3 separate regions of the Mus musculus genome follow, and regions 1 and 3 are each linked to region 2. Evidence: chromatin loops called from intact Hi-C (ENCODE). Cell type or tissue: left cerebral cortex. All regions are shown on one strand. Links, peaks and the distances in the headings refer to the core of each region. The heading gives the core; the rest is flanking DNA. Region 1 holds the start of Mir7017 (microRNA 7017). Region 2 holds the start of Wasf2 (WAS protein family, member 2). Region 3 holds the start of Ahdc1 (AT hook, DNA binding motif, containing 1).

What was found. Peaks named below come from ENCODE experiments on the same cell type or tissue, not always from the same donor. Only the 100,000 strongest peaks of a DNase experiment are listed, where the experiment ranks them.
Region 1: it touches region 2 in a loop (2.3-fold over the local background); 11 of 42 quality-filtered maps call a loop at or near these places.
Region 3: a loop joins it to region 2, with 8 times the contacts of the local background. A loop is called at or near these places in 8 of 42 quality-filtered maps.

Annotation. Positions count from the first base shown.
Region 1 is chr4:133,193,639-133,203,583 of GRCm38, reverse strand. It overlaps Wasf2 (WAS protein family, member 2), which reads right to left. Exons shown (of 9, transcript NM_153423.6): 8 at 8,677-9,188; 9 at 5,254-7,867. The coding sequence ends at 7,710. It overlaps Mir7017 (microRNA 7017), which reads right to left and starts at 7,929; the gene lies at 7,868-7,929. In left cerebral cortex, for the core only: a CTCF peak has its summit at 2,216 (motif pointing right); DNase peaks (open chromatin) are centred at 2,214, 3,050, 3,547 and 5,418; H3K27ac peaks cover 2,900 bases.
Region 2 is chr4:133,125,742-133,135,686 of GRCm38, reverse strand. It overlaps Wasf2 (WAS protein family, member 2), which reads right to left and starts at 5,054. Exons shown (of 9, transcript NM_153423.6): 1 at 4,959-5,054. In left cerebral cortex, for the core only: no CTCF peak of the experiment used is centred there; DNase peaks (open chromatin) are centred at 3,417, 4,193, 4,483 and 5,245; H3K4me3 peaks cover 3,037 bases; H3K27ac peaks cover 3,164 bases.
Region 3 is chr4:133,006,803-133,016,747 of GRCm38, reverse strand. It overlaps Ahdc1 (AT hook, DNA binding motif, containing 1), which reads right to left and starts at 5,242. Exons shown (of 7, transcript NM_146155.3): 1 at 5,225-5,242; 2 at 4,461-4,558. It overlaps Gm36599 (a long non-coding RNA gene), which reads left to right and starts at 8,596. Exons shown (of 3, transcript XR_390813.3): 1 at 8,596-8,720. In left cerebral cortex, for the core only: CTCF peaks have their summits at 997, 5,468 and 7,414 (motif pointing left); DNase peaks (open chromatin) are centred at 3,635, 4,334, 5,187, 7,403 and 3 more places; H3K4me3 peaks cover 4,122 bases; H3K27ac peaks cover 3,317 bases.

The sequences.
Region 1 (9,945 bases), core at 899-8,898, 68 kb before region 2:
CAGCCACACAAAGCCATTCCTGTACACACACATACACACCCACAAATGTACACACCACGGGGTGAGTATGTAGGCAGATTCCACCCAGCTCTCCACACCAAGGCAGGGGAACCCTTGTATATTCCCAAGTGGATTCAATGTGCCAACTGCATTGAGCACACACTCAAGCAAAACCTTACCTGTTCATTAAGTCATCGGTCAGACATGTAGAAATCATTGATTGATTTTTACTTTTAGACGGAGTCTCAGGGTAGTCCAGGCTGCCCTTGAACTCACTACACAGCCAAGGATGGCATTAAACTTCAGATCCTCATCTCCATCTCCCAAGTGCTGGAATTGCAGGCGTGGACCAGCAAACCTGGTTTTATTATGGTATTAGGGATTGAACTGGGATTGATGTTCTAGGCAAGCACTTTCCCCGAGGGAGTGTGGGTGCCCTCAGATTCCCTGCAGCTGAATTATGTGATTGTGCTAGGTGCCCATCACAACTCCAGTCCTGTCACCCAGCCCACAGACACTGTTTATGTATGTAAGCTCACACACAGGGCCTGAGGCTACAGCAAAGCCTGGGGTTCAATCCCCATTTCTGTTGTTGTTGTTGTTTTAATAGCCCAGGCTGTGGTGGCGCAGCACTCCTTTAATCCCAGCACTCAGGAAGCAGAGGCAGGCAGATCTCTGAATTTCAGCACTCAGGAAGCAGAGGCAGGCAGATCTCTGAATTCCAGGCCAGCCTGATCTACAGAGTGAGTTCCAGGTCAGCCAGGATTACACAGAGAAACCCTGTCTTAAAAAAAGAAAGGAGAGAGAGAGAGAGAGAGAGAGAGAGAGAGAGAGAGAGAGAGAGAGAGAGAGAGAGAGAAAGAGAAAGAGAGAGAGAGAGGCAGGCATTGTCGCACAGTGGCTGATACCTAGAATTTTAACACTTAGGAGGCTGGGGCAAAAGGCTCACCAGTAGTTTGAGGCCAGCCTGGACTACAGAGACCCTGTCTCAAAATAAATAAATATCCACATAAACCAACTAACCACAGTCATGGATAATAAACCTGTGCGTGAACTCAGATGCACTACTTGAGGCAAGCATAAACGAACTCAGGTGAGTGCACACACTGGTACTCCAGGCCTATGTGCACACCTCACTCATGCGTGCATACACAGATGGGCAAGCAAGCAGCCATGGGCTAGGGAGAGGCTCCTTTGACTTGTCTCATGCCTCTGCATAAAAGCAAGTCAGGGATTTACCCAGTGCAGGAGGAAGCAATGGAGGAATCCACACAGCTTTCAAGATGCATTGTCCCCAGCCTCCCTGCTGAGGGTCCAAGTCTAGAACCTCCTCAGAGCTTCCCCCAAGTCTTCATTTGGCCCTGTGAGTATTTTCTGAAGAAAAAGAGCTCCCGACTTTGCCACTCGGCTCCAGTCTCCTTATCTCTGGGCCCAACCTCATAAGGTGCTGTGTTCTCTTGAGCATCACTAAGGTGTTTCTATTTTGACATCGGATGCCAGTTGGCTGTGTGGTGCTGGGCCCGCCGCAAAGCCCTTCTGTGCCTTTCCACATCTGTACAACAGGAACCAAAGGCTTTAAGTCTGTCCCGAGGAAGCCACTGACCCCTTTACAGATGTGCTCTACCCGGGTGTACATCTGGGAGCGTTATCAGCTGCAAAGACACCGACTGGAACACCACAGTGGAATGTCTGCACCTAGTATCAGGCTCAATGCCTTGCTGAATAAAGGCAGTTGAAGTCCAGACCGGAAAGCAGGGAGCTTTGAGCTGGAGCAGCTCCTGCCTGGGCAGCGTGGAAGCCTATACCTCCAAACCTTGTGTGTGTGTGTGTGTGTGTGTGTGTGTGTGTGTGTGTGAGAGAGAGAGAGAGAGAGAGAGAGAGAGAGAGAGAGAGAGAGAGAGAGAGAGAGAAAGAGGGTGAGTACTGGGTGGGGCACACACTAGGGCAGGGCGGGGGTGGCTGCTCCCTGGAGTGGAGTGGGAGGGTATCGCCATGCTGTCACACAGGAGAGCAATTCTACTTGGATTGCTCAGGCTGTTCAGGCTGTCTGTGTCCTTAAGCCCTGAAGAGCTTCCTCTGGGGCCCCACACCCTGGGCCTGGGGGAAGGGAGGCCCAGAAATTGCTCCCGATTCCATAATCTAGGTGAGAACTGGTTGCCAATCACCCTGAGCAGAACTTCAGGAAATGGTGCCAGGTTGCCCTGGTGGAAAGGTGGCCAGGAGGGGGCAGTGAGCAGCTGGCCGAGGCAGCCAGCCAGCACCATGGCTCAGGAGGCCTCTTAGATGTGCTTGCAATTATGCCTGCTCCTGTAGCTGTGTGCTGACTTGTGTCCTTGTTTTGCATAAGAGCAGAGCTCTGTACACAATGTCTAAGTGTGCTTTCTGGGCCTGGACTGTAGGCTACTTATTAGACAAATGCGTGTACGTGAACCCATGCATGTGTGAACAGGGCAGGATGTACCTGCTTGGAGCCCAGACGTAGGGAACCGGTGTTGTTCCCAAGTAGTCAAGGGCACAGGTTTCTTCTGCCCCAAAGGTCAAAGATGGCTGGGGCCTCAGTCAAGCTTGCTTGACTCCAAAGAACAAAAATACCCTCACCTGTTAGTGCAGCTGTAAAACTGAGCACTGGCAGGGTAGGTGCGGCAGGTAAGATCTCAGAGCGGAAACCTTAGACACTGGCACTCCTCAGCCTGCTGCGGGGTGGATCGTTGAGCAGCGTAAATGGCATAGCAGCAGGCAGGGTTAGGCAGCTCAAAGCACCTCTCTTGTCCACTGGGGACCTCGCACACTTCGCATGTGCTGCCTATAGCAGGTAGTGGGCACTCCGGTAAATGTCCATTTTTCCCTAGTTCCAGGAGGCGAACCGACTCGCACAGTGTCAGGGCTTTCTTCCCTGTGTGGCAGCAGTGGAGACAGCATCCAGGCACAGGCCTCTAGTTTCCCAGAACCACACTCCTTCCCTCCCGTTCCTCCAAGGGCGGCTCCGACACCATTTTGTCTTCTGCCAGGGCGGGCGTCTGGCTGCCTGTCAGTCACCAGCTCTGGCGGCCAAGTGCTGACTAAACACAGGCCGCGCGGGAGGGGAGCGAGGGGTTCTGTGCCCCCTCCCCGGCACCCCACCTCCAGCGATGAGCTCAGAGTGGCTGGCGCAGCACTTGCTGACAATTCAAAAACTTCTGCCCCCTCTCCCGCGATGCCCGTGGGTGACTCTGTGAACAGCAGGCGTGGTGACCCACGGCCCATGGCGCCCCCCTCACCAAACCCCCCGATTCTGCTCCCTGTCGTCTCCCCGGGCCACCCCACTGTGTCTACTGGGCCTGGATCTGGGTGTCTGCTCATAAATTACCCCTAGGGACAGTAACCCACAGCTGTGCTTCCAACAACCGTTGCTTCCTGGGTAGGTCATTTTGGGGGGTCAGAATGCAAACCCAGCCCCCTCAGTCTTCCTCAGGCAGGCAAGAGATGGGGCTTGGAGCAGTCCAAAACCTTTTTATCGGATTCCATTGTGAACGGTTCTATTTAAGGTAAGTTGCTTGGGTCTGTGAGGCAGACAAGATGCCGGCCAGATGTTGGAAGGCGGCATCAGCATTCAGTGTGCGCCTCTCCTGCCTGGTGCAAGGAGCTGTGGGCAGCCAGCTCTAGGGCTGTCCTCACAGAAGGGGACCTGTGCCTACAAACTAGCCAGAGGCCTCCTGCCTTTGAAGCCCACCCATGCTGGACCCCTTACAGAGTCCCTCACCCACCTGTGGCCTGCAGAGTTGCTTACCTTCTCCCACGAAACACACACACACACACACACACACACACACACACACAGACACCAAAGGTGACTGAGTGACTACAAAGACTTTATCAAATGATTGAAAAGGTTGGCATTTAAAGTATTCATGCGCGTACATAAGAGTTACATGGAATCTTCAGGTTATTGGGAGTACAAATGGGGTACACACAATAAACCCGGCAGGGAAGCAAATGAAACCAGACTTGAAACAACAACAATTTGGCTGTCCTAGCCAGGCATGGCTGAGGCAGGGGTCAGGAGGTCAAGGCCATCTTCAACTATATAGTAAGGTCAAGGCCTGCAGATCTACCTGAAACCCTATCTAAAAATAAAAAAATAAATAAAAAATTGTGGGGTGTGGCTTCACTCCACTGCTCAGGTCCCACCTCCCAACCTTTGGGAAGAAAGGGTCTATTTTTAGACAGTATTCCCTCTATGCATTAGCTAGCAGAAATCTTGATATGGGAAACACCAAGAGCCTATTGGAATAGGTCCTTATAAATATATTTCTATCAGAGAAAACAAGGCACTTCGGGAACATGATAGCTTTCTCTCCTATGTGTACATCATTCTAGGCAGAAGGTAAAAATTGGTTAGTTTCTCAAGTCAGTTAACTGAAGCAAGTTAATAATACAGGAGCAGAGCAGAGCTGTTCTCAGCCCTCACGGAGGCCCTAGGAAAGTGATGGAGGCAGGAAGCACAGCAGAGGCACCTCTCTGGGTAACACCTGGTCCCAGGTCCAATGGGCACCAGCCAAGCTCAAGGCTTAATCCCCCCTCCCCCAGAGGCTGACACGTCGGAGTTGGAGCTCCTGGCCCTGGTATGGTGCTTCCCTCCCCAGGCCCTGAGGTCAAGTCAGGGGCTGCAGCAGGAGGCAGTGCTAGCGCAGAACAGGGACACGGTGGGAATGCTTAAGCAGGGTCACCAAAGCCACAGAGACCTCAATCTGTCCAAGCTGGCGCTATAGAGTCAGAGGATCGGCGCCACGGGAAGAGATTTCACATTAGCCCTGACAACACCGCCTCGGCTCTGCGGTGACATTGGCCAGGGTCGTTTCTGAGGGCATTCAAGCCTCCACTGGAGACGAGCTGCAGCTTGGGCCAGCTGCTCTGAGCCTCCAAGGGATCCCCCGCCCCCTCCCCTGGAATGAAATCATTTCACAACCAAGGCAAAGCTACAAGTCACTCCTGACACTAGCAATTGCAAGCTGGGCCCCTGGGCTCCAGGAATGGGGGCAGCCCCCCTGGGCCAGGCAGACTGGGAAGGGACGTGGCTCCTTGGCCTCACGCTTAAGAGTCCTTATGGGCCACTGCTTTATAGTCTTACCAGCCTCAGCCCAGTTTAAATAGTCACTAAACTTGGTATTCTACGCTTACGGGATTCCACAAACACACCCACCTGCACTGGGTTCTTTATTATTTTAAAGGGCTCTGGGTTTAAAAGAAGCATGCTTAAAAAAAAATTTTTTTTTTGGGTACACATATGCCTAAGTAGAGCCTAGAGGACCTCTCAGCTGACTGGGTCCCCAGCCCCCCAAGCTGAGGAGGCTCTGCAAGGCCGGCTGCTACAAAGCGCAGAGCTTGGCTGCATGGATTTTAATGAGAGCGTCAGGCGGAGCTGTGCTGTTGCTCTCCGGGACTTGCAGATCATTACCAAACCAGCTGTAGGATGAGAACACAGCACATCGAAACCCTAGGAGGTCACTGAGCTAATGATCTAATCCTACCTTCCGCAGACAGGGCCCCTCCCCAGCTCCTCCCGCCCCCAGTCTTTCCTGGTGGACTCTGTCCATTCCAGAAGCCAGGCCAATACCGCCCCTTCAAGGTCGGAACAGAACCACAGTGAGCGGCTCTGGCTCCCCTTTCTCGGAGAGCAGGAGGGGAGTAATTTAGTAAAAACCATTAGGCCCAAACCCTGGCCTGGCCAGGCCCCAGGACTTCTATTTGGAAGGACCACTGCCCTCCCCTGCCTCTCCAGCCCCCGCTGGGCTGCAGCCAGGGTACCATCAACAGCCATGTTAAGGTTCTGATGAAAAAGCACCTTCAGCTTCTAAGGCACGGGGTGGGAAACATGCACAGCATGGAGTTGACTGCCAAACCCGGTGCCAGACACTGGATTTGGGGGGTTGGGGGGGGGGCAGGCCACGGACACATGGAGACACGGAGCACTCTGGAGTGGCCACAGCAGGAGGGCCTGCTGGCACCTGGTGCTTAGTCCCTACCTCTGAGTTCAAGAAAGGAGGCAGAGGGGAGGAACCCAGCAAGTGCAGGCAGCAGAGCCATGATTGCACTCTCCTCAAGCCGGAGGGGTTTATGAGGGCTTTGGCAATTACTACAACCATTTGCTGTGCTGGGTAGAGACAGATCCTGTTTCTCTTTGTTTCAGGCTCTGAAGCCAGAGATTTCAGCACAAGAGGCCACACAATAGTTGGGGCAGTAGAGAAGAAACCTTGCTGCTGGCCAGAGCTGCTCAGTTTTTTTCCTGAATAATAACACCCGTGTATCAGTTCTGGGAAGGGAGGTAAAGGGGGTGGGTCAGCATCATCATGCACAGCAAGGTGGTGAGGCAGGAAGACCCCGTGTCCTTCTGCCTCTCAGCCTTCTCCATGGCTGCCAGGCCCCCCCAGGCAGGTACCTGCAGCGGCTGCCAGCCTGAGGGACTGAAGTTTCTACAGCTGGCACAACCTCTGCTTAAATTGAGGAAACAAAAGGGGGAGGGAGCTGCAGTGAACTGCAAACTGCACCTGCCAAGGCTGGCTGCCCCACAGCTCCTCTCTACACTGCCTCCCCAGCACAGCTCCCATGCCACATGACTGGCTGCAGACAGAAGGGGAAATAAGAGCGGCTTACCAGAGCGGCTGCAGTTAAAGCTGCACCGGAGAGCCCCCCCCCCCCACCTCCCCGCACAGGCCATGAACCCTCCAAATGCAAGGCCGGCATTTGGGAGCTCTGGGGTAGAAGGGAGCCAGGCTGCTCTGCCCAGACTCCAGCAGGTGCTCATTATTTGGTCCCAGGAAACACAGGTGACTTGGAAACAGGAAGCCTGGGCTCTTGTTCTATCACTATCTGTGTGACCTTGAGAGAGTCACTTCTCATCTTGGCCTCAGTACCCTGAACAGGCAGGACCCAAGGTGTTCCACTCTCTTCCAGTCCTGCGGTGCCACACCTTCAAGTTTTGCTCCTGACAGTCAGCAGAGGCCCAGGTCCCTGAGTGTCAGGGCTAGTTTGGTCATGAATATCAGGTTAGAACTGGGCTGTCTTAAGGCACCTGGGGTGAGGAGGGGAATGCAAAGGACACCCAGACCCCACACTCACCCAGAGAGAGCATGGGAGGAAGGCCACACCCTCAGTCTCCAGAAGGGCATCACTTGTGAGACAGTCTTTAGAGGCCTGATGCCTTCTGGAACAAAGGCATCCAGGCAGAGCTAACAGAAGCAAGCCTACCTGCTGCAGAAGGCTGAGTGTGGGGCAGGAGTGTGCCAGTCTACTTGTCAGGGCACAGAAAAGGGACCACCTGCGCCCACACAGGCTGTACCCACTGCTGTGAGACAGGAGGTGGATAACATTATTTGAAGTAGCTAAATGAAAGGGTTTTGACGAAGGCCATGGGTTAAAATGGTTATCAGGGGAAGGCACTATCTCCAGTTGAAACCCAAGCAGAGGGATCTACTGTAGGGTTCTCCCTTCCTGTCACTAGATACGGTCACTTGAGGGAAAGATGGATCAGCTCAGCTGTGGACCCTCAGGAGCCCGCAGGCAGACACGAGGAAGAAGCATATGGTCAGTTGAAGGAAGCACTCGGATAGATCTTTGGCTTTGGCCCCTTGCAGTTCTTTGTCCCTTGCTTTCTTCCCCCCATGAGACTGTTAGTTTGTATGGAGGAAGGCAGGTGGGAGGACTAGAAAGAGGAATGTGGGCAGCAGGCGGAGTTAATCCGACCAGTCGTCTTCATCAAATTCAGAAGAATCATCTTCCGAGTCGCTGTACTCAACAGCGATCCGACGGGACAGGATGGTGGCCACATCATTGCCCACCACATCACGCTTCTCTTGCTCCCGTTGCTCTTCAACCCTTCGCAGCTGAAAGCCTGGAGGGAGAGGAGCAGGGTTAGGCAGGAAGCACAGCCCTAGTCTCACAACCCTCTGGGACTGAGTATCATCAGGACAGGATTATAAAGGACAGAGAAAGATGGATTCCTGAAGAAGCAAGGGAAAAAAAAAAGGAAAGACAGGTCCTGTGGAATCAGCATCTCTGGGTTGTGGACATCTCTGAAAGGAAGCCCGCTGTCCTGCCTGGCTGTGAGCACCAAGGCTTCTGAAGTTAGAGTACCCCCATCAGGCAAGTGCTCAGCCCTAGCTACAGTGGGGCTTGGAGGATTACCAACAGAACAAACCACACCTAACCCTCCGACCAAATCTGATCTCAATGAGTGACAGGAGAGTGGGGAGGGGGGAGGGGGGAGAGGAGGGAGGGGGAAGATGGGTGGCTGGAAGAAGAGAAGGGAAGGAGAGAAAAGAAAGAAAAAGATAGGAAGAAATGGGAGCAGGCAGGGAGGGATGAGAGAGCAGAGAAGACAGCTGCAACCGAGTCTGGCTGAAAAGTTGGCCGATGGGACAGTGACTCATTTTCATCTGGGGATCTTTTCCCAAGAAGATGTATGTAAACACACATAACGTGCTTACTTCAAGGAATTCTAGGGTCCCAGCTTAAAAAGTAATTCACAATCAACAAATAGAGGAAGAACTCTCAATCCCAGTATCTTTCAGGGAAGTCCCACCCTGACCTGGAGGTCTAATCTCTCAGTTGTCTGGGAAAGCTGTCTCCTTGAAAGGGTCAAGATCCTGCCCCAGCATCTCAGCTAAGGGTGCGTGTCCTCAGATCCAACCCTGGCTTTACCTTGGCGAATGGCAGAAAGCAGGTCACTGCGCGCGTCACTCACAGCAGGCAATGAAGACTTGGGCTTGGTGGCCTCAGAAGGTGGTGGTGGTGGTGGTGCAGCAGGCTGGCCATCAGCACCGCTGAAGGGGAGAGGCGGGGGCCCTGGAGGGGGAGGGGGAGGAGGAGGCGGAGGAGCACCTCCAGACGGTTGGGACAAAGGAGGTGGTGGCATTGGGTAGTCAGCTGCTGGTGGTGGGGGAGGTGGTGGAGGAGCAGCAAAATCAGGGTGAGGAGGGAAAGATGGAGGTGATGGGGGTGGAGGGGTCCCAGGAGACCCGAATCCCATCGATGGTAGTGGAGGTGGCACACTCATGGGAGGTGGAGGTGGAGGGGCAGGTGGAGGAGCGAAGCCAGGCTTGGGACCTGGCGGAGAGCTCAGAGGAGGAGCTGGGGGTGGATGGCTTGGGCTGACCATGCTGGTTCTTTTGGGTCCAGCCAAGACAGATCCTCTTTGGTTGTCTGCAGGGTAGCTGAAAGGCCAGAGGGACAAGATTTACCATCACGACCACAGTGCCAACTCCTGCCCAGAGGCAAGCTCTTCTATAAGCTCAGGCCCTTCTTAGTTGACTCCCATTTCGCTCTGCCTCAGACTGATAGAAACAGATCAGCCAAAACAGATCACCAAGGAATAAGCAGCACTATGGGCAGCCTTCCAGGAGAAGGGGACAACTGGAGACTGAAGGAGGCGACTGAGCACCCTGTCATCTAGGAGAAGGGGACAACTGGAGACTGAAGGAGGTGACTGAGCACCCCGTCATCCAGGAGAAGGGGACAACTGGAGACTGAAGGAGGTGACTGAGCACCCCGTCATCCAGGAGAAGGGGACAACTGGAGACTGAAGGAGACGACTGAGCACCCTGTCAGGAAGACTAGCAGAGACAGCAGTTCAGGTCCCCTTTAATCTTTTCAGGAGATGGCTCCTTGAACCCTCCTGGAGAGTGTCCCATGGGTGGCTGTCAGTGTAAACCTCTAGCTAGACCTAAATACATACAAGAAAGAGCTAGAATAAGAATTCAAGCCCTCGTCATCCACTGGGCTCTGTTTCTTACTCTATGAATGCTACTGAATTTGGTAGGGGCAAATGTCCACTTGGAGTTGGAGACAGGGCCTTATTATGTAGTCCAGGTGGGCCTAGAACACATGACATTCCTGCCTTAGCCTCCCAAGTACTAAAATTATGGGCTTGAACTAACACACTCAGCTTTGTTTGCTTGAGACAGGGTCTTA
Region 2 (9,945 bases), core at 1,366-9,365:
TTACTTTCAATAGTATCAGCCCTTATGAAATGGAAGAAAGTGGGTAGTCTAGATAAGACTCACTCCTATTCCCTAGTCCAATCCCACAACTACTCCACCTCCAGCTTCCAGTCACCATTCCACACCCTCTCTACATCCCCGTCAAAGTGCTGTTAACAGACGCCATGGTGCCCTTCAAATCGGAGGATGAACTGAATGAAGGCTTCAAACACAATGGTCCCATAGTCTGTGGAACAAAGTTCTTAAAATCTATGCTGTCCTGAGGTTTCTTACAAAGAGAAGAAATCCTTCATTGTCAAACAATGTACTTCATTCTATGGTAGAGGTAGCTCAGAAGAACTAAGACTACACATCATATGACTGAAGATGAGCTTAGTTGGTAGAGCACTTGCCTAGCGGGCATTGAGGTCCTGGCTTCGATCCGTAGCACCACAAAACCTGGGTATAATGGCCCAAGCCTGTTGGGAGATGGTTTTGTGCACTGTGTAAAGGTCTTTGTGTTATCCACATGCTGATCTCTGTACCCCAGAGAGTGGAATATGTCCAGACTTTGGTAATGTTACTTTTGTGGATCATCACCTGTCTCAGTGTTTTGTAAACATTCTTTCTTCTCCATCACCTCCTGATTGGTTTAATAAAGAGCTGATCAGACAACTAGCTGAGAGAAGAGAATAGGGAGACTTCCAATCCCGGTCAGGGGGTCCCAGAGAGTGAAGAAGAAAGGAAAGTGCCAAAAACAAATAAGGAGTCACCGTGAGGTCACACGGACCAGAGCAAGCCAGGGCAAGCCATGGATTGAAGGTAAAGGGACACATGGATGGGAATGGACAGCATTGGAAGGTTAGGATAGCTCAGAACCTTCCCAGCTTAGGCTTGTAGCTTGTTAATAAAAATACCAGGTCTCAGGCTGGAGAGATGGCTCAGTGGTTAAGAACACCAACTGCTCTTCCAGAGGTCCTGAGTTCAATTCCCAGCAACCACATGGTGGCTCACCAACCATCTGTAATGAGATCTGATGCCCTCTTCTGGTGTGTCTGAAGACAGCTACAGTGTACTCATATAAATAAAAGAAATTAAAAAAAAAAAAAAAAAAAAAAGCTGGGCGTGATGGTACACGCCTTTAATCCCAGCACTCAGGAGGCAGAGGCAGGCGGATTTCTGAGTTCGAGGCCAGCCTGGTCTACAAAGTGAGTTCCAGGACAGCCAGGGCTATACAGAGAGATCCTGTCTCGGGAAAAACAAAACAAAACGAAACAAACAAACAAAAAACAGGTTTCTGTGTCTTTATTTGGGAGCTAAAAGAGGCTAGAGCAATGTAGAAACGCCCTGTGTTTATTTGGGAAAAGTGGCATAGAAAATCCACCAAGAATTATTTTTAGACAAGTCTCTAAACCCAGAACTAGAAGTGGAGGTACAAGAATCAAGAGTTCAAGGTCAGGGGCTGAAGAAATAGCAGTTAGTAGCACTAGACGTTCCTTCCTCTAGAGGACCTCGGTTCAGTTCCCAGCACCCAGACAGCAGCTCAACTGTTTGCAGCTCCAGTTCCCGGGTATCCATGTCACCAGGCACAAACATATGCATGCAAACAAAACACCCAAACACAGAAATCTTTTTAAAATAAAACCAACAAACAAAAAAGACGTCAAATTCATCCTCAGCTGCATAGCTAAGTCCAGGCAAGCCTGTACTACTAGAAACCTTGTCTCAAAACACCAAGAAAAACAGAAAGGAAAAAAGAAACAATTTGACCCAGATTCCATCTCCTAGTGATTATCCCACGTTACACTAAGCATCACCCTGAAGGAAAATCAGCTCTAAAGTCCTGCAAACAGGGGGCTGGCAAGATGGCTCAGCCGGTAATAGCACTGACTGCTCTTCCGAAGGTTCTGAGTTCAAATCCCAGCAACCACCTGGTGACTCACAACCACCCGTAATGAAATTTGATGGCCTCTTCTGGCACATCTGAAGACACCTACAGTGTACTTATGTATAATAGTAATTTAAAAAAATCTTTAAGGGCTGGTGAGATGGCTCAGCAGGTAAGAGCACCCGACTGCTCTTCCAAAGGTCCTGAGTTCAAATCCCAGCAACTGTAATGAGATCTGACTCCCTCTTCTGGTATGTCTGAAGACAGCTACAGTGTACTTACATATAATAAATAAATAAATCTTTTAAAAAAAAACTGTATTCATTTAAAAAAATCTTTAAAAAAAAAAAGTCCTACAAACACCAATCTTTGAGTTTACAGAAAATAAAGACCAAACAACCTACAAATTATTATTTATAAATGTGGGGGGAGGACAGAGAGGGTGGTGATGTAATTCAGCTGGAAAGAGTGTCTGCTTAGCAGAACCATAAACAGAAAAAGGTGGGGGTGGGGGTCATTGTACTTTTATCAAAACAAGTACAGAGAGAGTGCTAAAAGGCATACTTCGGAATCTGAGAGAAAACGCCCACTGACTACATTTTAATTAAAGTAAAAGTTTTACATCACAGGAAAAAAAGTTTTCTACACAACACTATTTTCAGACACTGAAATCAACTTTGCTGTACAATATTTACTGTATATCTTGCTTGCATGTATGCATGTGCAGTGTGCATGTGCAGGCTGCCTGACATCAGAAGTGGAAATCAGATCCTCTGGAACTAAAGTCACACACATTCACACAAAGCCAAATGCTCATACAGACAATTAAAGGTAAAATAAAATATATTTTTTTAAAAAGACACAAGGGGCTGAGGAGATGGCTCAGCAGGTAAGAGCACTTGTTGCTCTGGCAGAGGACATAAGTCACTACATAAGTTGTGTGATTCACAACCATTTAAAAAAAAAAAAACCTTAAATGTCAAAAACCAAGTGGAGTATGCTAATGCTTGATGCCTATAATCCCAACATTTGGGAGTCTGACACAGGAAAATACTGGGATCAAGGTAAGCCTGAGTTACATAGGAAGACCCAGACTCATAAATAAATAAATAAATAAATAAATAAATAAATAAATAAATAAATAAATAAATAGCAACATTAAAAAGAAAATGACAACATGGATATAATTAAATGGGCAAACATATTTTTCAAGTGCTGGTGGCTTTGCACCCTCTAGTAGGAAAGTCAGATTATGTTAAAACCCAGAGTTTGTAATCACAGTTAAAACTCAGACAAAGCCTGGGAAGTATGATGGGGACAACGAACCAACAGTGATGACTCAATAAAGAGTCCCTTAATCGTTTACTCTGGAAGATTTAAGACCTAAAGTTACTTCATTCTATATTCTAAAATCTAGAAGACCGTTCTCAAAGTCCAGCCAACTCAACTGCCTTTTTCTGGGCAAGCGGTGCCTCCCACATGGCCCGGGACAGTCCTTACAGCTCCCTGACAGGAAGCAGGCTTGCAAGTCCTTTCCTTCCTTCCTCTAGCTGCTGCTTTTCTGGTTTTAGAATTTCAAACAAAGAAAATACATATTGGCTCCACAGCTCAGAAACGCCCTCTTTCTCAGCAACTTCCTCCTCGGATTTCCCTCCCTAACACTGGCACATGAGAACAATACCCACAGCTGGACCTGCTATTTTGATTAACCCAAAGCTCTGGCGGTTTGGAAAACTTAAGGGCTAAGGTACCCAGCTACTCCTACTCAAAGTCCACTGCCTTTACTCATCTGCAAGATAAGGAAAGAACAAAGAAAGAAAGGCTACACTTGAACACAGGCAGGCCATTGAAACTTTAGCCCCAAGGAACCCAAAGAAATTATACAACAGATGGATAAATTCTCCCTCCCAATAAAATGTAGCCTTTGTACAGAGGAGAGAAAGACACTCTGATGACACCACCTGGAGTCAAAACTCATGTCTCTATACAACAAATATTGGTGACACCTGCCTGGGACTCAAACGGAATCCTCTGCTGTCCTGACACACTTCGAAGTGATTTTTAACACTCAGAAATGGCCCTTCCTTAGTCACAAAGCAAGAAAAGGAGATGGGCTTATAATTAATAATCCTGAGCTTAAGACCTAGCCTGTCTCCACACCAAAAGTGAAATCAACTCTCCAGGCTAGACCCCTCCCTCCATTTATGACAAAGCAAACTTTGTAAGAGAACACTAACTTATCCCTGCGCGCCCGGTGCTTCCCAGAGGAAACACCCTCACTTTGGTAAGTGCCACACGTTCCGGTGTCACCCTGAGCAAGTTACTTCTCTGAAACCTACTTGACTTCCTCACCAGTAAACTTACAAGGACAGCTGGAAAAACTAAACAAGCACTTATACCTAAGGTTTGGCACATAGTAGGACAACCATTAACATTTTCCTTGGCTTTCTTCCTCTTCAGTGCTGGGCTTAAACGCCAAGGGTAACCCCTGATCTCTGAATCTATGAACATTTCCTCATCTCAAAGGACCACAGGACTTAGCCCTTCCCTGTCACGATCTGGGTAGCACCCATGCATTGGTACCAGTGGCCCGTAAGCCAAGGCTCCTTTCTGTAGGGCTCATTCTGTGCACATGTGCGCGTGCTCACACACTCCTCCACAATGTCCCTACCCCCAGCCTAGCAGCCAGGGTCCCCAAAGAGCACCTCAATTACTTTATGGTCCAAATATGGAAACTGAGGCTCAGCCTGGAGATGAACTTGTCCAGGAGCTCGGGGAGTTGCTGAGACCCAATTCACAGGCTTCGGTGAAGTCTATTTACAAATGGTAAACTGAGGCCCGAAGACGGAAGTGACTTGCTCAAGAACACACAGTGGGTTGGTGGTAGGGCCACTTTCGCCGACCCTCCCTAGTCTCCGAAGGGCACTCTGGGTCACCACCACCCCTGAGGTGTCGCCACGGCGCTGACAACACACGAGCCGCACCAGCGACCGTCAGAGCAGACACCCGGTGCCACCGGACCCTTGCAGGGGTGGCCGGGCCGGCGCTCGCCTCTCACAGCCGGGCGCGCCCAGGGGGACTTGTTGCTCACCTGACCTCGCGCAGTCGCCCTCAGCGACATGAAGGGCTGGGCAGCCGGTCCGCGTCCCCACGGAGAACGCTCCAGCCTACTGCTTCGCGGGCTGCTACTCAGCCGGACGCCCCCCTCAGCGCGCTACGCCCCCAGCCGCACTCCACCGGCCTGAGTCCGCCATTACGCGATTTCCCCGCCCCGGGACGCAGCCACACCCCGCCAACCGTTCTGATTGGCTCCCTGCCCCACCCGCCCGGAGCCCCCAGCTATCCCATTGGTCTGAATCCAATGCCAATTAAATAAGTACGCAAAAGACGTATTCAAAGGTAGTGTCCCGGGAACTCCACCCGAGCGACTTCCGCAATCGGAGTAAACAGAGGCGAGGACAAACCAAGTGAAGTGGAGATGGGACTAAAGGTACATCGACGCCCAAGTTTAAGTACAAAAATATCTGCTAAGACAGGGAAAGACCTCGGCTAACATGTATTGAAACACGATTTATTTTTATTAGAGTCCAGAGAGCCAGCCTGTTTTTTGTGTAAAGAACAGGCCGAGCCTATGAACTTTCTGTAGACACCCCTCAAGTGGCAGATCGTTCTGTCCCTTCACGCCTTGTCCCAAGCGGGACCGAAAGTCGGGTGGGGGCGAGTGAGTCATAGGCTTCAGCTCACCCCAAAGGATAGGTATTCGGGTGAAGCTGGCATCCTGAGATTGGGAGCTAGTTCTGAGAGGCCACTGTCAGGTGAGCCAAACACCTGTCACTTCACTCTGCAACTTCGGACAACTGCTGCCTACCTAGTTCTCACTTTGTTCTACAAAATAGATGCAGTAGGCCCTGGCACGTCCCAGTCCATGAAGGTGGGCAGTTTGAGAATACACTCCCAAGTGACTTATAGAATACAAAATGCTGCGGCTGGGTGACAACGTGACGAGTCCGGCTTAGCACATTTAGTATACTAGAGCATCTCTGTAGAGCAGGTATTGGCCTCTTGTGGAAGAATGGATCTTAGGCAGGCTTTGTTACCGCCACGTCTGCCTCCCTCTTTGCTTCCTTTCAAAAAGGGTGCACGGTGTGAGGGCGGTGGGGTGGAGGTCACGACACGACACGGCTCAGTCAGTAAAGTGCTGCTTTGAAAGAATGAGGACCTGCGTTTGAGAACTCAGATTCCAAACAAAGCCTAACAGGCCCGATGATACTGACTTCGCAGCGCTGGGGAGGCAGAGACAGGCAGAGCTCTAGCTCACAGGCCCAGCCTAGCCTAGCCTGCTCCTCCAGACTGGGCCAATGAGAGAGCCAGTTACTAAAACCAAGGTAAAAGTTGCCTGAAGAACAGCACCTGAGGTGATTCTCTGGCCTGCACTGGTCCATCCTCACATACAACATACACGCACACATACAACACCCTGAATACTTGATACAGTTTTCCCGCAGCCACCCAGCTAGTTGGAAATGACCACAGAACTCAGACCTACACCACTTAGCATCTATTCCTGTATTTCTTACTCTGTGACATCTTGTCACCTGAAAATGGCTTTTTTTTTTCTCATCCCCTTAACAGGCCAGGATGGTCCTAAGGGTGCTGGGTGACTGTTTCTTTCACTCTGGTCACTGTAAAACCAGCTAGACCAATATTCTTGTGGAAAAGTGGCCAGGCAGTGGTGGCACACGCCTTTAATCCCAGCACTTGGGAGGCAGAGGCAGGCAGATTTTTGAGTTCGAGGCCAGCCTGGTCTACAGAGTGAGTTCCAGGATAGCCAAGGCTACAGAGAGAAACCCTGTCTCAAAAAACCAAAAAAAAAAAAAAAAAAAAAAAGAAGAAGAAAAGTGCCCCCAGAGATATGGTCAACTTGTTCCTAGCGTTCTAAAAGTGAAGAGAAAAGAGATGACCGGTCAATGAATAACCCAAACAGAAGCCAAACGAAAATTTCACTGGGGCCCTCAGTGAGGTGGCCGGATGCTGGATCTTTTTTATTTTTATTTTTATTTTTGGAACAGGGTCTCTCTATTATGTAGCTCTTGGCTGTTCTGGAATACTGTGTAGGCCAAGTTGGCCTGAAACTTCCAGGGATCTCCCTGCCTCTGCCTCTGCCTCTGCCTCTCTGCCTCTCTGCCTCTGCCTCTCTGCCTCTGCCTCTCTGCCTCTGGCCCTGCCCCTGCTTTCCCTGCCCCTGCTTTCCCAGGGCTGGGATTAGAGACATTTGCCAGCACACTGGACATCCCCAGGTCTTTGTTCAGGTCTGTCCACTCTTAGAACAGAGCTCTAGCCATTGAGGACTGCTTTGGTCTGGCCATCGAGGGCCGCTCTGGTGTGTATGTCCAAGTCCTTTTCCCTCCCTGAAGTTCAAGACTTCAGAAAGGCAGACACCACCAAATAAACCGAGCCAACAGGGCCCCAGCGACTACTGGATTGGTGTCTTCTGGGCTTGAATTGGGACACTCAGTCTGACATGTGACTGTTTAAATCCCCGCTGTGACTGTTAAGTGAAGGAGGGCAAGCTGTGTAAATGACAGTGGCTTTGGGATCAGACTGACCTAAGATCAGGACAGAACTCCACCACTTCCAGTCTCTCTACGCCTCACTGACTTGTTCTCTAAAACATGGACACCAAGGGGCTAAGACACGGCTCAGTGGTTAAGAGCACTCGCCACTGGCAGACAATCCAGGTTCAGTTTCTGGCACTCACAAAGTGAGTCACAGCCACCTGTAACTTCAGTTCCAGGGGACTAGGACACCCTCTTCTGACCTCTAAGGGCACTACATATACCTGGTGCACACACATAGGTTGAAGCAAACATGCACATGAAAGAAAATAATTAAACCTTAAAAAAAATTGTGTGCAGTTGTGAGCATTCAGCGAATTAATGGCAGAATGAATGGGTGGGCAAAGCTCCCAGTGATCATTTGTTTACTAAAGGATTCATCCATTCAGTAGAAACTACTGAGGTGGTTCAACAGGTAAAAGCGCTTGCTGCCAAGCCTGGTAACTGAAATTCACTCCCCAGAACCCACCTGGTGGAAAGAGAGAATCAACGTTCATGCATAGGCCTTGGCATGTCTATGCCATTACATGCCATTACACATGCACGCATACAAACACACACACACACACACACACAGCACATAGACGCTTAAAAACTGCTAAGCACTTACAATCTGCAAAGCACCACGGGAATGGACAGCTGCAAAGTTGAGCAAATCAGACTCAGACCCTCATGGAACTTGGATTCCAAGTTAAATAAGTGACCAGGCTCATGAAAATACACCGTGGAAGGGAACAAGAAGGCAGAACAAGAAGCAACCTGTTTAGCAGAGTGAATGTTGGGATGGATCAGGTCAGAGGAAGCACCCCTCAGTAGGTGATATCTGGGGTGAATGGATAAACAGTGGGGAGGAGTGTCTGCCCATAAATGAGCTGGAAGCTGGAAAAGGTGGAACACATCAAAAGTCAAGGGGTGCAGAAGGAATGAAGCCACAAGGAGAGTGACATCAGGGAGGCAGGGCAGAGGAAACGTGACCTTCAGATCCTGTTATTGCTAAATAGATAAGAATGTTATGGGGGTAGGACCTGACTTTGAAAGTGGAGCTGTTCTCCTAGAATCTTGGCACTGCACTAAAAGAAGGAATCGTCAAGGTAGACTCGCTTGTGTCTGAACCTTGACTGTTACCAGTGCTCCCGGGCTTGAGTGACCTTGAACAGTCACCAAACCTTGCTGTACCTCTTCTACTCTTTGGAGAGCTGAAGATTGGATGTGATGGAAGGTCACAAGGCTGAGGTGACGATTTACCTTCACCGAGGAAATGGGAGTTTGCTCTTTCTTCCTTTCTTTCTTTCTTTCTCTCAAGATTTATTTATTTATTATGAGTACACTGTCGCTGTCTTCAGACACACCAGAAGAGGGCATTAGATCCCATTACAGATGGCTGTGAGCCACCATGTGGTTCCTGGGAATTGAACTCAGGACCTCTGGAAGAGCAACTGGTGCTCTTTCCATCTCTCCAGCCCAATGTATAGCCCAGGCTGGTCTCAAATCTGTGATCCTCCTGTCTCTGCAACTTCAGCAACTCCTACCTGTGTGTGCCATAACTGGCAAAAGTTACTTTTACATCGGGCTGGCGAGATGGCTCAGTGGGTAAGAGCAATGACTGCTCTTCTGTTTGTTTTTGTTTTTGTTTTTCGAGAGAGGGTTTCTCTGTATAGCCCTGGCTGTCCTGGAACTCACTTTGTAGACCAGGCTGGCCTTGAACTCAGAAATCTGCTTGCCTCTGCCTCCCGAGTGCTGGGACTAAAGGCATGTGCCACCACACCCGGCTCTGACTGCTCTTCTGAAGGTCCTGAGTTCAAATCCCAGCAACCACATGGTGGCTTACCCATAATGAGAGATCTGAGACCCTCTTCTGGTGCGTCTGAAGACAGTTACAGTATACTTATGTATAATAAAAAATAAATCTTTGGGCCTGAGGGAGCAGAGTTGACCAGAGCAAGTGGAGCTGACCAGAGCGAGCAGACGTCCTAAAATTCAATTCCCAACAACCACACGAAGGCTCACAACCATCGAGGTACTGCATCAATGGTGCTTAGTCAACCCCACATCCAGGGAAGTGAGTCTGAAGCAACAGATCCAGACCATGGATTGAGATAGAGCGGATGCAGACATTTATGCTCAGGCCATTGTTGCCTTCTGATCTTTAAGACTTTGAAGCCGAACAAGCTGGCTCTAAATCATTCCTTGACAACGTCCTCAATGTGTAATTTTGTTATTGTTTGGTTCTTCTTGTTGTTTGACAGTGTTATTTATTTTGTTTGGCCTCAAACTCAAGGCAATCCTCCTACCTGAGCTTTCTGAGTCCCAGGATTACCGATGTGTACCACGAAATCCAGCTATGGCTTTAGGCAGGGTACTTCACCTCTCGGAGCTTGTTTCCTTATCTGAAAGATACGGATCATAGCTGGAGTGAAGGGCAGCTATCATTTGCTCTTCTTCCTCAACATAAGTGCTTGTCCT
Region 3 (9,945 bases), core at 725-8,724, 120 kb after region 2:
AAGAAGGCTGAAGAGGAAGGCATGGGAGGACACTGTCATCCTCCTGAGACCCTGGGGTCAGATCAGCAATGAGACTCATCAGAGAAGGACTTGCAGAAGGGACGGAATATGGCTTCCTCCTGACCCACCTCAGGCAAAGTTCAGATTGGCTTCACCCTGGCATGCCACTGGGCGGGGGCCAGGGGCTGGCTGCCTCTCTTCACGGCTCTCCTTGCCCCTGGCTGGGCTCTTTCTCTCTCCCCCTTCAGAGCAGCCCTCCCTGCCCTCTCCCTCCAAGCTCCCTGGCTCTCACATCCTCAGCTCTTGGAAGCCTGACTCACTGTTTCCCCTCCTCTCTCCCCTCCCTCCCTCCCTCCCTCTCCTGGCAGCAGTGCCTCCCCCTCCCCTGAGGGGGCTCTGGCCACAAGGGTGCCTGCCTGCTCTTCTCCATGGGCTCCAGCCCCTCTCTGTGCCAAGGAGGCCCCCCTGCAGCTGAGCCAGTTCCCCAGCTACAGAGAGGTAGGATACAAGAGCTTGAGTCCCAGGCTGGCCTAGCCAGGGTATCTGTGACTCTGGGCAAGTGGCTCCTCCCCTTTGGGTCTGTATTCCTTCTGTCAAGCACACGGTTGGGGAGGGGTACCTCAAGGGATGATGACAGACACCTTTGGGGTGCTAAAGTCCCCCACTTTTATAACATGGGTGTTTCCTTGCACAGGGTGCCTGCCAACCTGTGGAGTAACCCACCTAGCCTAGGCCCCGCCCACAGGTCCCAAGAACTCTGGCTCCCAGATACCTGAGAAGGACAGAGAGGGAAGGCTGCTCTGAGGCTGGAAGCATTAGTCAAGACCCATGGAATCCCCGCCCCGTCACGCTATGGGATTCTTCCCTTGTCTCTTTCCCACCTTCCCCCCCCCCCCATTTCCCAGAGACATATACACTTTTATTTCTATAGTTCACTCCTAGCCCTCAATCATGGCAAGGAGGCCTGCAGTGCCTCCTAGAGTCTGCCTGCAGGAGAGAGGTGGTGGGATGAGGCTAGGTCCTCGGAGGTTCCTGGGGTCCACCACCGAGCCCTGAGACCCCAGCATTCCTTGCCTAGTTTCTCTCTCACTCTCTTCAATGGCTTTAGCCTCTCTCTCTTTCCCACTCTTCAGGAGCATGTGGCTGTCTGGGTCTCCTCCCCCCCATCCCACTCTGGGGGGGGGGGGGATCTGCTGGCATTAGCAACAATATTACCCTTGCTTCATCTAGCTGTCGCCAACTCCACCACACCTAGGCTTTGCCTCTTCTCTCTGTCCCAAGAGATCCCAGCCACCAGAGACAGAGCTTGGCTCCATCCCATAATAGTGCATCTGCTTGACCTCACCCAGCCAGACCAGAAGGGCTAGGGCATCTGGTACACAGACATGGCACCCCTTGGTCTTGGGAGGCTGGCAGAAGACATGTAACTCGCTCACGCTCCCCACCCCCTCATAACCCCCTCCCGAGCGCTCCTGAGCGCTCTCTCTCTCTCTCTCTCTCTCTCACTCACACACACACACACACACACACACACACACACACAGAGGCTCACAGGCTCACAGATTCACGGACTCGACTCACAAGTAGCCCTGGGGGTGGTACAGAGCAAGGGAGGAAAATGACCAAATCCAGGTTTGCTTGAAGGGAAGCCCTGTCCAATGAGAAACAGAGCCATGCTTCAGGCTGACATCCCTCAGGAGGCTCTATCAGTGCACCCACCAAACCCTTTTCTGTCAGGAACGGTCTGCCCCAGTTATAATCAGCTGGAGCCCCCACCCCTTAACATCTTTCAGAATCCAGACCTAATCTCCCTTCATATACCTCTGCTGAACTCAGCAAGCAAGAGACCTTTCCCTGCCAATAGCTAAGCACATGGCGCGGGGGGGGGGGGGGGTTGCCCCACCACCACCACCAAAGGCCCCATCAGTTAGGCTGGAGAACAATATAGAGTAATCCTGGAAGCCTCACACACTAAAACTGGAAAACTAAACTGTTTACCCAGATTACCTGGGGGTGTCAGGGGCTCCCTGACCCTGAGACCTTGTTCCAGACCCCCCCCCAACCCAACAGCCATAATAAACAGCCAAGTCTTTCTCTAGGACAACAGATTTCTCTAAGCCCAACAGCTCCTTCCGTCACTACCTCAGCCATAGATCACATTAAAAACTCACAGAGGGCAACTTAAACCCATCACATTTGTTTCTCTCTATATTATTTCAAAAGTAACGGCATTAAAAATGGATTTTAGTACAGAAAATAAATATCAGCACGTGGGCCTGCAGCCCAGGCGGAGAAGAAAGCCCACCAGGGGACTGTCCCTGGGGGGGCACAGGCACAGCTTAGGCACTGGCCAGGGAGGTGCCTGAATGGTCAAACAGCACCCTGGAGATGCCAAGGGAGGGGGGCAATGTCTGCCCCACCTGGGCACCTGCTCCCATGCCAAACCAAGTGGGAGATGAGTCACAGGTTTGGGTGGATGCCCATCCCCTCTCTAGTCACTGCCACCTCTGAAGGGTGGGTGCTCTGGGGCCAGAAGTTCACCAGTCTCGGGGGATTACTCCAGCTATCAACACAGGGGAAATGAATTCAACTTACTATCCCGTTTGGTTTTTCCATTACAATAAAAATAAATATACATCTGCTCAAAGGAAGGCGATTTAACAAGTGGCATGCATGTGCTACCTCGAGGGTCCCTCCACAGCTGAACACCACAGCCGAGCCTGCCTGCTCCTCCCATGCTGGGGGGGTGGGGGGGGTGGGGGGGGGATGAACAGACTGGTAATCTTTCACTTACAGCCCTGGCGCACACAGACACACACACCGGGCCACACTGAACGGGGACAAGTCAACAATAGAAACACCCCGAATGCTCCTGGCAGGACTCTGCCCAGGCCTGGGCTCATGCCCCTGCCCTGCCAGCGGCAACAGCGAGAGCGGACAGAATGTGGCCACCCTGACCCGGAGGCAAAGCTTGTCCTCACACCCTGAGCTCAGCCCAGGGAGCTGGGGCCAAGTCCCGCCTGACACCAACTGGTCCAGCGGGAAACGCCTGCCCAGCCAGACAGGCACAGGCCCCCCAAGGGTCCCTCCTTGTGCTCAGGGACCAGGCTGGTGCAGCCCAGCCCTGCCTCCCAGGGTGACGCCTGGGCCCAAATTCAGCTGGCCCTGCCAGTCAAGCACTGGTGCAGAACCGAGGGCACCAGGCTCAGCCCCTCCCAGCCCAGCCCCAGGGCCCCCAAGCTGGGAGGGAGGGGAGACTCCCCACCCCTCCACATCTGGCCCTGGCCCCTAGGGTCTGCGGTAGAGAATTCCCGCCCCCGCTTCTCTCCCTCCTCCTGCTCTGTGCGATCTGTGCCCGCTGCCCGCCTCAGGGACAGCCCCAGCTCCCGCCTCCGGCCAGCAAGGCCCACATCCTTCCTCCCTCAGCTGGCCCCTTTGCCTGGCAGGAGGCTGGGGGGGTCAGGCTGCTGGGGAACCCTCCCCCCCCCAGCTCCCATCAGTCCTCGTCCCCAGCCCCCAAACTCTGGGTTGCTGTCCCTTTTCCTGTAGAACAGGAAACAAGGTTATCTCCTAGTCTCAGAGCCAGCCCCCTGCCCCTTTGGCTCTGCCCAGGGACCCAGACCCAGCCAGGGAAGGCGCCCTCAGCCAGAAAGCAGAGATTCAGCAGCTCACCCCAGCTCCCGACCTAGGGGGCTGACAGCTGTCACTCAGCACCCCACCCCCTGGGGAAGAGGGGGCCGATTCAATCAGAGCCCTAGAGGAAACGTATTGATACACGATTATTTATTTATTTATGCAAAAGTGAGCCGACTTTGTTCGCCAGGTAACCGGGCACGCGGCCCAACCCCTCTGGCCAGGCCGCCCCCAAATCCCTCCTCCGCCCCACACCCCCTCCGGGTCATTAGGTCCCCGCCCCTCAACTCCCAGAGCGCCAACGGAACCTTGGGATTTGGGGGCTGGAGGGGAGGGGCTCCTCCCTCCGCAGTCTCCCCTTTTCCCAGCGCCTATCCTAAAATCCAGCCTTGTTCTCCGCTCCCACGGTCCCCCTACATCCCCCCCCCCACATTCTCAGCAAGCTGGAGAGCAAATTGCAGTTTTAAATCCAAAGGCGGAGGGAGGGGGAGGAGGAGGGGGTGCGCGGCAGCTCTGGGCGCGCACCTCGCCCCCGAGCCGGGGGAGCCGCGGGGCGGCCAGGAAACCCGAGAACCCCCCCTCCCCGCCCCCCCTCCCCGTCCACCTCCCCCTCCCCCTTCCCGGCGCTGCCTGCCAGGCTTCGAGCCGAGCCCAGCCGAGCCGCGGGCCCCGGTGGAAACAAAGACCGATCGCACCGCGGGCACCGCAGCCACGGGGTCCGGCGGACCGGACTGGGGGCGCTGGGCCCCCCCACAGTGCGCTGCACAAAAGAGCCTGGCCGGCCGGTCCCCAACCGCGTCTATTGCTGGGCAGGAGGCGCTACTTACCGGAGTGCTGGGCTGCCGGCTCCGTGGGTCCGAGCCAGGCGAGGGGTTTCGGGGGGCGTCTATCTTCCGCCGGCGGCAGCGACACGGGCGCCCGGCTGCTGGGAAGAGGAGTCGTAGAGGAGCCCTGAGCCGCCTGCCGTCGCTGACAGCATGGCTCGCGCCTCGGCTCACATTCTCCGCCGCTAACTCCGCTGGACACGGCCCCCCGCTCCCGCGGCGTCCCCCCCACCACGATTACTCCTTCGCTATCTGCGCCCCACTCGCTTCCCCAGCCGCTCACACACTCTCACAGCCCTGGACACCCCCGCCCCAACCCCCCAATTGCAAACCTGGGAGGGAAGACGCCCCGCGTAGTCCTCCTGCTCCTCCTCCGCCGCCCTCCTCCCTCCCGCTCTGTCTGTCTGTCTGTTTGTCTGCCTGTCTCTATTTCTCTCTCTCTCTCTGCCTTTCTCTGCTCTCCGAGCTGGGTGGGAAAAGGAAATGAGGACAGAAAGCAGACGCTGGCTTTGGGTGGTGGTAGCTGGATTCCCTCTCTCCCTCCCTCCTCCCTCCTCCCCTCCCTCCTCCTGCCTTCTGCTCTCTCCGCTGCGAGCGGGGCTGAGCGCAGCCTGGCGGGTGGCTCGCTCGGCCCGCCCGCCCGCCTGTCTGTCTGTCTGGTCTGCCTCGCTCGCTCCCTCCCTCCGTCTCTCGCCCTCGCCCTGCCTGCCTGCCTGCCTCTCTCCGTCTCCGCCGCCGCCGCCGTTGCCTCTGCGAGCTCGCCTTACCTTCGCTGCTCACCATCCGGAACCCCAGGGGGGAGCGCGCGCAGAGCACGCCGGGACTTGTAGTCCCTGTTCGGCCGCTCCGCGCGCTGTGCGGGCGGGGCCACTCCGGCTGCTCCGACGGCGCGGCCCGGAGCGGACCCTATGCCGGAGTATCCCTGGCCCGGATGAATCCCGTTTTATCTAGGACTGCTGATCCTCCTCAAGGGTTAGGAACATTCCGGGCGTTCCGAGGCCCCTACTCGGGGCTCTGGCTGCGCCAAGGTTGCGGGTGGTAGCGCAGGGGCGGGGTCTGAGAATAAAATGAGTGGAATCGGGCATCAGAGGATGAGCCAAAAGGGCTGCGACTTTCTGGGGTGTCCCAAACACGTTGAGAGGGCCCATGGAGAGACGAGAGGACCTACACTTTCAATTTGGGGACGTTTTTCCTATCAGAAGAGGCGTTTGGCAAGAAAGCCGCTCTGGAAACGCTACAGTCTCCTCCGCATTTCGTGGCCCTTCGCCTCAAACTCAGCCCTGGATTTAGTTCTTCCAGCGCCTACTTTTTATTGTCGTCCACGGGCGGCGAGGGCGCAAAAAATTCTGGACAAAGTGTAGATACCATGCCTTCTGAATTTGAACAATTGTTTGTGAGCGGAATTCAACAGTTCTCCAGCGCCTGCTGCGGCGTGGGGGTTGGGCGCAGCACTTTCACCTACCTCCTCTTCAGGTCACATCTGTTCTCCAGCCCCTGGCTCTGGGCCCCCTGCCTTGCCTATCCCACAGATGGGAATGTGCGCCTCTGAGGAAGGCTTTGTTACCCCCAGGGAGGTGGCTGGACAGCTCTGAAAGGAGAATTGCCGCGGCTGCCATTTACTGAGCACCCGGGCAGCACGGGGTCCTTGGAGCCTTGCAGAAAAAACCCTACGAGACCTTATTTCTATTTTAGATATAAGAGTTCCGGAGCCCAGGTGTCCCGATTAGAAAGTGGTAGATTCAGCATCTGGATAATTTCAAAGCTTCCTTCCTTCCTTAACCCTTGGGCGGTAACAGAGTGGTGATTCCCTCTACTCCACCCCCCCCCCCCCGCGTCCCCGCCATCCTTTACTGTTGATCTTTCTTCCCTGTGTCTATGTGTCCTCCCTTGGCACTAAGGTAGATAAGGTTTGCAGAAGAAACAGATGAGTGATGCAGTGATCACTGCCCTGCTACTTGTCTATTGACTGCTTCTGAGCTGATCCCAACTCATGACTGTGTCTGACATTCCTTTGGCCAATGTCTGCCAACTTAGTCCATCTTGCCCCATGTCCTAAGCTTCTCTAGCAATGCCTTTACTCCCTGATCCACCTGCTTCTGATGCCTTCTTTGCTCTTGCAGGGTAATTGCTAGTCAACACATGTTTAGATGGTGACATTATGCTAACAACACATCCACACCACCTTCACCATCCCTCCATCTCTCCCAGTCCCTACCTATAGAGCAATTGAAACTTTTCCAGAAAGCAAGTAACAGGGGAGGCTCTAAAAAGCACACCCACTGATGTGGCATCGTGGCACATGTGGCCAGCTGGAGAGGCCTCTGTCTAGGGGCCACTTCGCTTGCAGACAAAGTAACCCCAAGAACTGATTATGATAAGAACGGGCATTAATAAAAGCAGGAGGTGCTTTAGCGATCCTTTGTAGCTTCAAAACTCAACTCTGAGGTCATCACAAGCAGAACTTTTGGTGTCTTGCCATAACTGCCGCCCATAGGGCAAACTTTAGTGCTGATGGGTGTGAGAGACTCCCAGGTCTGCCCATCTCTAATGCCTCACCCACCTTTACCAAGGATAGGAAGACCCTTACTGCTTGAATTAAATGTAGGCAGAGGTTGGGATGAGATCATACTGGTGGCAGAGAGCCCCAGGAAAGATGGGACTAATCGATATTCAAGAAAAGCATAAAGGGGGCGGGGGGAATGGCTAGTTAGGTGGCAAAAGGCACACGAAAAAGAAGTTAGGTAGAATTTCCCAAATATGCTCCAAATTCTCCAGGCTGCTTCAGGTGTCCCCTCTGCAGAAGTAGTGGGTAGCCCCAAAGGGTTACAGATTCCTAGAAACAAAACACAGCAGAGCCTTCCTGGAATTTAGGGACAGGTTTTTCTTATGGAGCCTTTCCAAAGTATGTTGGGGAAGGGGTCCCCCAAACTGCACATGAACTATTATGCGGGATGCTGCTGCCACCTAGTGTCCAATCTCCATATCTGCTCCGGTGATTTAAGCTGAGGAAGAGCTAGGAAGAGCCTCTCCTCTTTCTGGGGTCAGCTTCCTCCAACCACGTTTGTTTCACTGGAGACAAAACCTAGTATATTCAGACCCAGGAAATATTACTTGAAAGTAAAGATAAAACTGTGGGGACCTAAGGTTTTAAAGGCCGTGTAAACTGGGATCCAGGCACACCTGGGCTTGCCTTTATTTGTTGTGTTGTCAGAGGCCCAGGTTTCCATGGATAAAATAGACTCAGGTTCCTGAATGGTATGTGCCTGTAACCCCAGCATAGGGAAAGTGGAAGCAGGAGGATCAGAAATCTAAGGTCATCTTCAGCTGTACAGGTACACAAGGCCAGCCTGGGCTACATGAGAGACTCCCTCTAGAATAAATAAATAAATAAACAAATAAATAAATAAATAGAAAACTGGCAAGGTAGAGGAGAGATTAGGTTATAATAAGAATGGCAATGACAGCCGGGCAGTGGTGGCACACTCCTTTAATCCCAGCACTTGGGAGGCAGAGGCAGGCAGATTTCTGAGTTCGAGGCCAGCCTGGTCTACAAAGTGAGTTCCAGGACAGCAAGGGCTACACAGAGAAACCCTATCTCAAAAAACAAAACAAAACAAAAGAACGGCAATGACTGATAGTCCCTGGGATTCATAGAAAGGGGAGAAACGATGGGTGCCCCCTCTCTGAATACAAAGGTTCTGGGGCTTCCAGAAAGGATGTCTGAATTGCTATAGAGTAATTCAGTTTCCTCCATACAAGAAGAAACTGGGACCTAACAAGCTTTCCTGAACTTTCCTGAGCCACTGAGCTGCAGATCCAAGAACAAGATGTGCCCTGGACTAGAGCCACTCTGTCCCAGCTTTACCCGCCATCGAATGCAATGGCTAGATCTAGGGTCCAGGAGATCAGGGTAGCAGGAAGCCCCCCTGACAGTGAAAACTACTACGGGCCCCCACTTTACCCTCCTTCAGACCAGCCCCTCTCCCCTCCCCTGCACAATCCTCCCACATTCCTCTAGGCAACAGGAAACCCCAGCTGCAGCCCAGACTTCAAACAGCTCCTCCCTCTGGGGCAGGGGGTGTGGGAGGAGAGGCCAGAGGCCACAGGGCAAAGGTCAGCTTTGTTCCTGCCAGAGGTGGTGAGGGACCTGGAGAAGACAGAGGGGGGTAGGGTAAGGTCCTTGACGGTCACACGGCATATGTGTAAATTCCTGTGTCCATCAGGGTGTACAAGGTCCTGGCTCTCTCCACCGAGTCTTGGGGGGTAAGTGTGTGTCCTTGGCTTGCCTTCGGTTATCTCTCTAACTGTAGGTCAGCACATTGTTGTCTGTCTGTGTGTGCTTAGCCTGGGACACCACTGATAATTCCGTAGGTGTTATCAAGTATAGTGATATGCTCAGTTCACGGGCCTGGTCAAAGCTATGTGTCCTAGAAGCGTGACCTAGTGTGGTTCCATGTGTTCAGAGTGGATGTCCTCCTGTCTCTTCTGTTATCCCTCCTCTACCCTAGTCACGAAGTGGAGGCTGAGCTTGTGCCTGGAATCCCAGCGCCGGTGTTCAGGAGGCTGGAGTTTGAAGCTAATGTAGATGACATATTTCCTAGCCAGCCTGAGGCATGCCCGCCACCTCACCCTAAGCCCCATCTCAAAAGCAAAACAAATCAGGGGCCGGAGGGTCACAGCCTTTCAGCTGGTCTCCTAGAAGACCAGAGTTTCTTGCCACTAATTGTGATTTCAGCTCGGGTGCAGGGTGGGCGTGGGGGAAACTTTGGTATCCACAGACACTGTACACACACACACACACACACACACACACAATTTTGAAAACCCCCCACAAAACTCTATTTTGCCTTCTAACGCTGTTGTCCAAGGGTTAGAATCCCAGCCAAGCACATGGCTGACCAGGACTTCAAATAATTCACCATCTCCATTTTTGGCACTAACCCACTGTCAGTGTAGTGCACTCCACTCATACCTAATTCGACTTTCCAGCAGCTTCATTTCCTGTCTCTGCATCCACTCAATTCTGTCTCTTGCTTTTTTTTCTCTTTTTTGGTTTTTCGAGACAGGGTTTCTCTTTATAGCCCTGGCTGTCCTGGAACTCACTTTGTAGACCAGGCTGGCCTCGAACTCAGAAATCTGCCTGCCTCTGCCTTCCGAGTGCTGGGATTAAAGGCGTGGGCCACCCCCAACCCCCCACCTCCTACCCCCCACCCCCCACCCCCACCCCCACCCCCGCTTGCCTTTTTTTTTTTTTTTTTTTTTTTTTGGTTTTTTTTCAAGACAGGGTTTCTCTGTGTAGCCCTGGCTGTCCTGGAAGCCTTTTTTTTTTTTTTTAATAAGGGTTTTGTTTTGTTTCGTTTTGTTTCCCTTTGTTACAGGGTTTCGAATAGTTCAGGCTAGCCTAAAGCTTACAATGTAGCTGAGGATGACCTTGGATTTTTTGATTCTCCTGCTTGTACCTCCCAAGTGCTGGAATCACAGGTTTGCT